Regions from separate parts of the Homo sapiens genome. Here region 1 is linked to region 2. A link is a contact called in ENCODE Hi-C or POLR2A ChIA-PET data. All regions are on one chromosome and are shown on one strand. Each heading gives the region's core, a stretch centred on a gene start or an enhancer-like site at or near the end of the contact. The rest is flanking DNA. Distances are from core to core; before and after follow the strand shown. Region 1 overlaps RBMS3 (RNA binding motif single stranded interacting protein 3). Region 2 has its middle 41 kb from the start of RBMS3-AS3.

The links. A loop is a pair of places that touch in the nucleus more often than their neighbours do. ChIA-PET counts read pairs that join two places held with the same protein, here RNA polymerase II (POLR2A). Pooled maps may share reads with other maps.
Region 1: a loop to region 2 is called in a map of endothelial cell of umbilical vein, with 9 times the contacts of the local background. The contact joins two enhancer-like sites. A Hi-C loop is called at or near these places in 1 of 168 maps with a recorded cell type or tissue (endothelial cell of umbilical vein) and 3 of 50 pooled maps. POLR2A ChIA-PET finds 5 or more read pairs at or near these places in 1 of 52 experiments (WTC11).

The regions. Positions count from the first base shown.
Region 1 is chr3:29,756,186-29,758,885 of GRCh38, reverse strand. The region is part of intron 5 of RBMS3 (RNA binding motif single stranded interacting protein 3); the gene reads right to left. Among named protein-coding and RNA genes, the nearest start is that of RBMS3-AS2, 110 kb to the right of the region's middle. Within about 2 kb of position 1,370, at least 7 of the 41 ENCODE cell types and tissues checked have a DNase peak (open chromatin) inside an H3K27ac peak, as active enhancers do; they include endothelial cell of umbilical vein, where a contact is called at or near this core.
Region 2 is chr3:29,239,045-29,241,744 of GRCh38, reverse strand. No RefSeq gene overlaps it. Among named protein-coding and RNA genes, the nearest start is that of RBMS3-AS3, 41 kb to the left of the region's middle. Within about 2 kb of position 1,389, at least 2 of the 41 ENCODE cell types and tissues checked have a DNase peak (open chromatin) inside an H3K27ac peak, as active enhancers do; they include endothelial cell of umbilical vein, where a contact is called at or near this core.

The sequences.
Region 1 (2,700 bases), core at 121-2,620, 520 kb before region 2:
CAACTTAGAGTATCTAACGTTGTAAGCCAGTCATCCTCATTTCTGGTAAGATTTACGTATGCACAGGGTCAACATTAAACTATTTTTTAAAGTACTAAACTCTGCACTGCTTCTGACATTTCAAAAACAAATTATGTCATTTCCTTCTTAATCCATTGTAACGGAAGGAATAAAATAGTGAGTTCCAGAAACAAAGATGAATGAATGCGATGAATTTTCTTCTCAGTTTTTGCAATTTGTTTTCTTCCTGCCAGGCACCTGACATTCTTAGGATACAAGTGTCTTAAGTACCAAACAGTGAAGCAGAGAGGCCTCCCTTACATGCCCTTTTGTAGAAACCAGAAATTTTGAGGGTATCTTGCTCAGCATTACAACACATTCCTCTTAGGAAATGAAACTGTGGATGACAATATTTGACTAATGAAAACACATTCCAGAGTTTGAGAGTCACATAATTTCAAGACTCAGATATCAACTTCTATATTGTACAGATGAAGAAAGTAACACTAGAAGACTGTGATTGGCTTCCCTAAAAACTAGTTAGTGGATGAGCCTGGAATAGAACTGTTGTCTCATGACTTTGAATTGAGACTATTTATTTGCAAGAGATGCAGCTCCATTGCTGGCCTCATGTCATCCCTCCTGATTTTCTCTACTGACTGATGTACTTCAATCTGTTCAAGAGTAGGATGGGTCCTGCTAGCTCCACTCTACCCAGCCACTATTACTTCAAGAAGTTGTTTTCAAAAATGGAATATAACCTGATATGAGATGTCAAGGGTGTTTCACCTCTGTGGTATTCTCTCCCAAAACCCATGAAAACTAGGGGTCTTATCATGAGAAAAACAGCTGACAAACTCAGATCTAGAGACATTCAGAATACCTGGCCAGTACTACTCCAACAAACAAAGTCTAAGAAATTATCGCAGATCAGAGCAGGCTGATGAGACAGGACAGCTAAACACAATATAGTAACTGGATTGGATCCTGGAACAGAAAGAAAATGTTAATAAAAAAGTTGGCAAAATCCAAATAGAGTCTGGAGTTTAGTTAATAGTAATATACCAATGTCAGTTTCTTAATTTTGACAAATGTGCCATGGTAATTTAAGGTGTTGTTAATGGGGGAAACTGGGTGTGCAATATATAGAAAATCTATATTATCATTATGGCTTCTATGTGAAGGTAAACTTATTGCAAAATAAGAAGCTTTTAAAATCACTGTACATTAAAATTATCAGAAAACTACTTTTAAAAATACCAATCTCTGGGGCCCAGCCCAGGAGATTCTGACTTAATTGTTTTGGCATGAGGCCCAGGCACAAAGATTTCAAAGCTACCCAGGTGATTTCAGTGTGCAGCCAGGGTTGAAAACTCCTGTTCCGAAGTTCTGTGTCAGGTATGAGAGACTAGAAACCATGGGCCAAACCCAGTCTACAGGTATGTTTTATTTGGACTGCAAAGAGATTTTGGAAATTTTGAAATGGTTGTCAACATTTGAAACTTGGGAGATTTCACATGAAAATTGAAATCTGTGATTCCTTTTAATAGATGGGACAGTTTAACCCATGCTTTCTGCATGGCAACTATGACATAATAAAAAATATATTTAGTCTTTTTCTCAGGTTGCTGACACACAGCTTCTAAAACCCTTGGAATTTCCTGAGTGATAGGGGTATGTTTTGTTATTCAGAACAGACTATTTTTAACCACATCTGAGTTTATGCTAATGAGGTCACTCAGGTAGCTTCAGGATGGGGACTGGTCACCAGAAAGACTAAGACTTGATTAGTGGGTTGGAACTTTCATCCCCACCCTCTCTGACTTCCAAGAACTGGAGAGGGGCCAGAGATTGAGCTCAAACACCAAGGGCTAATGATTTAATTAATCAAACCCAGAGGTTTTACCTAATGAAACCTATATAAAAATCCCTAAACAACAAGGTTCAGGAAATTTTCAGTTTGGTGAAGACACTGATATATGCCAGGAGGGTAGTGAGCCCAGAGAGGCTACAGAAGCTACACACTCCTTCCCTGATGCTTGGCCATATGCATTTCTTTCATTTGAGTTGTATCCTTTATAATAAACTGATAAACATAAAGTGCTTTGAGAGTCATTTTAGTGAGTTACTAAACCTGAATTGGGGAGTTGTGGGTACTCCCACATTTTGTAGTTGCTGGGAAGAAATGTGGGTAGCTTGGTGATATGGTTTTGCTGTGTCCCCAACCAAATCTCATCTTGAATTGTAGCTCCTACAATTCTCATGTGCCATGGGAGGGACCTGGTGGCAGGTAATCGAATCATGGGGGTGGGTTTTTTTTCTGTGCTGTTCTCATGATAGTGAGTAAGTCTGATGAGATCTGATGGTTTTATAAAGGATAGTTCCCCTGCACACACTCTCTTGCCTACTGCCATGTAAGACAAGCCTTTGCTCCCCCTTTGCCTTCCACTATGATTGTGAGGCCTCACCAGCCATGTGGATCTGTGAGTCCATGAAACCTCTTTTTCTTTATAAATTACTCAGTCTCAGGTATTTCTTCATAGAAGTATGAGGATGGACTAATACACCTGGGCACTCCATTTGCAGCTGGTGTGGAACTGAGCCCTTACACCTGTGAAGTCTCATGATGATCAGGTAGTTTGTGTCAAAACTGAGTTAAATTGTAGGACATCCAATTGATGTCAGAGAATTAGAGAATCG
Region 2 (2,700 bases), core at 140-2,639:
TATTCACTAGTGTTTACCAAATATCTAGAACAGTATTGGCATTAATAGATGCTTTAAAAATACTTCTGATACGGACAGGAGGCAGGAAAATACTGGGTAGAAGAGGGCAGTTCCTGGGCAAAGGCCCCACCTTCAAGCCTGAAAACAACAGCCCTAAATGAGAACAAGTTACTCCTGTTTTCTCACTGAAATGTTGCTTTGTCTAAAACCACCCTGGCCCACCACACCCCCCCATTTTATACCCATCAAAACCCCAAACTCCACTGGCAGAAGAGCAGAGCAGTACAGCAGAAAAGGAAAGAAGAGAAGAAGCATCTGAACGTCGAGAGGGGTTCGGCTGGGGACGGTGGGAGAGGAGTTCAGCTGGGGACAGCCAAACTCCAGCAGAAGATTCTATTCCCACTCCATCCCCTTTCCAGCTCCCCATCCCACTGAGAGCCACCTCCATCACTCAATAAAATCTCTGCACCCTTCAAATCCATGACATGATTCTTCCTGGATGCTGGAGAAAAACCTGGGTACCAAGAGGGTATAAAAGGCTGTCACCCTGACTCTCCACTGAGCTGGTTAACACTTAGTCATCTGCAGATGGCAATTGCTAAAAGAGCATTAATTTTAACACACCCCTAGACGCTGCCATGGGACCAGAGCCCAAAACCGCTTGCCCCGGCCCCAGCACCTGCTGACCTGCATGCTGCCCCTCCTTCAGGGGGTTTGAGCATGGCAGCTAAGTGAGCCACACCCTTGTTGCAAATCCCGTGAAGGAAGCAAGGGAATTCTCCCATCTGACTTTGAGAATTAATGAATTCAGCAATACTTGCTGAATACTTGTTATTTTATTTCACACAGCTTGACATTGGGAACTCAGTGATTGAAGCCATTGTCTTTATTTTTAAGGAGGTAGCCAGGTAAATTGACATTATAGGAAGTTCAGTGTGCATATGTAAACATCAGTCTGGTTTCTGTAGTGATAAACACCTAGAAGTAGGGTCATATTTTATTCATCTCTATATTCTTTGTTGTTAACTGAAGATTTATTAAATGTTGACTAAATAAATCGATCTAAGAATGCAATTAAGGCAGAATGTCTGAAAGCTGTGATAAACAAAAATAATTCCCCCCCAAACATGTTTAGATCCTAATTCTAGGAATCTGTGAATATGTTATATTATATGACAAAGGGGATTTTGCTGATGTTATTTAAGATTAAGGACCTTGATATGGGGAAATTATACTAGATTATCCAGGCAGGCCCAATCTAATTACATAAATCCTTAAAAGTAAAGGAGGAAGGAAGATGAGTGAGTCAGTGAAATGTAATTTGAGAAAAGAGGAAGGGAGGCATGAGCTAAGGAATGTGGAGGCCTACAGAAGCTAGAACAATTCTCAGCTGACAGCTAACAAGAAAATAGGGACTTCAGTCCTGTAACTGCAAGGAACTGAATTCTGCCAACAACTCAAATGAGCAGGAAATGGAACCTCTGAAAGAAACATAGTGTTGCCTATACTTTGAGTGTAGCCTGGTGAGAACATTACCAAACTTCTGACCTACATAACTGTATGAGATCAATCTGTGTTCTTTTAAGGTGTTAAGTTTGTGACAATTTGTTTGGCAATAGTAGCAAGCAAGTACAGTGTTCATTCTTGGAAGGCTGGCCAAAGTGAGCCTCTGTCATGGGTTCTCATGACCAAAAATAAAGTGATTATCCTTGAAAGTTCAACAATACAACTTACCTAGCAAAGAACATGCACAGATGGAAAATCAATTACACAAAAGAAAACTGCTCTTCACAAATGGAATTTAGATAAAGCCATTTCCCAAAATAATGACTGCTGATTGGATCATTAGATTTGATATTTGATTTCAGATTTCATATTTGATATTCATGTGCTATGAAAAATCTGCACATATGTAGCCTTTGGAGTATGTATTCAAATTGTTATGCCCTTGAAGTCTAACTTTGACATCAGGAAAGTTCTGAGTTACAGTCTTCATCTCAGTCCAATGACCATAGTGGTACAAGAACAGTACTTTATAGGTAAAGAAGCACAAGGATATAAATTAAACAGAAAATCTTCTTAGCCATGAAAGAGCAAGTTGACCCAAGACTGACATTTATATCTGTGTGAATCATTCACTGCACAATGGGCAAGCTGTGCTAAAACCCAGGCCACGCTCTGCTCACAAAGCCATGTGCTCCGTCATAGAGCAGTGATCTCTTGGAGGAAGAGGCCCCTTGAAGGCAACACCATAAAGATAAACAGGTTCTGCCTGACATAACTCCAGAAGCTGTCCTTTACAAAGACCACTATGAGAATGGTATTCCCTAGAGGTGTGCTATGCAGTGGCTCTAGACATCTTTTTGTAGTTTGCTTGCCAAGAATTCTCCATGCAAGCTATTTTATCAAGGAGGGTGGCATTTTCCAATTCTTGCAATGGTGTCACATATGCTAATGGTGATCCTGGTTGAGCCTGATACTGGGAATGAATACGTCTTGACTTTTTATGCCATTGATACACAAAGCAGCCAGTAGCCAGGTACAGAAAAATGAACAGGGAAGCTAAGGTCTGGATTTGTCAGTGATTTAGGGCAAATGAAAGTGATCTCTGTGTCCTATTTGCAGGAAACCACATGGAGATTATAAGTCTCTGTCCCAAACAAAGGTGGAAGATGAATTCAGAAGTTTTAGCCACCCAGC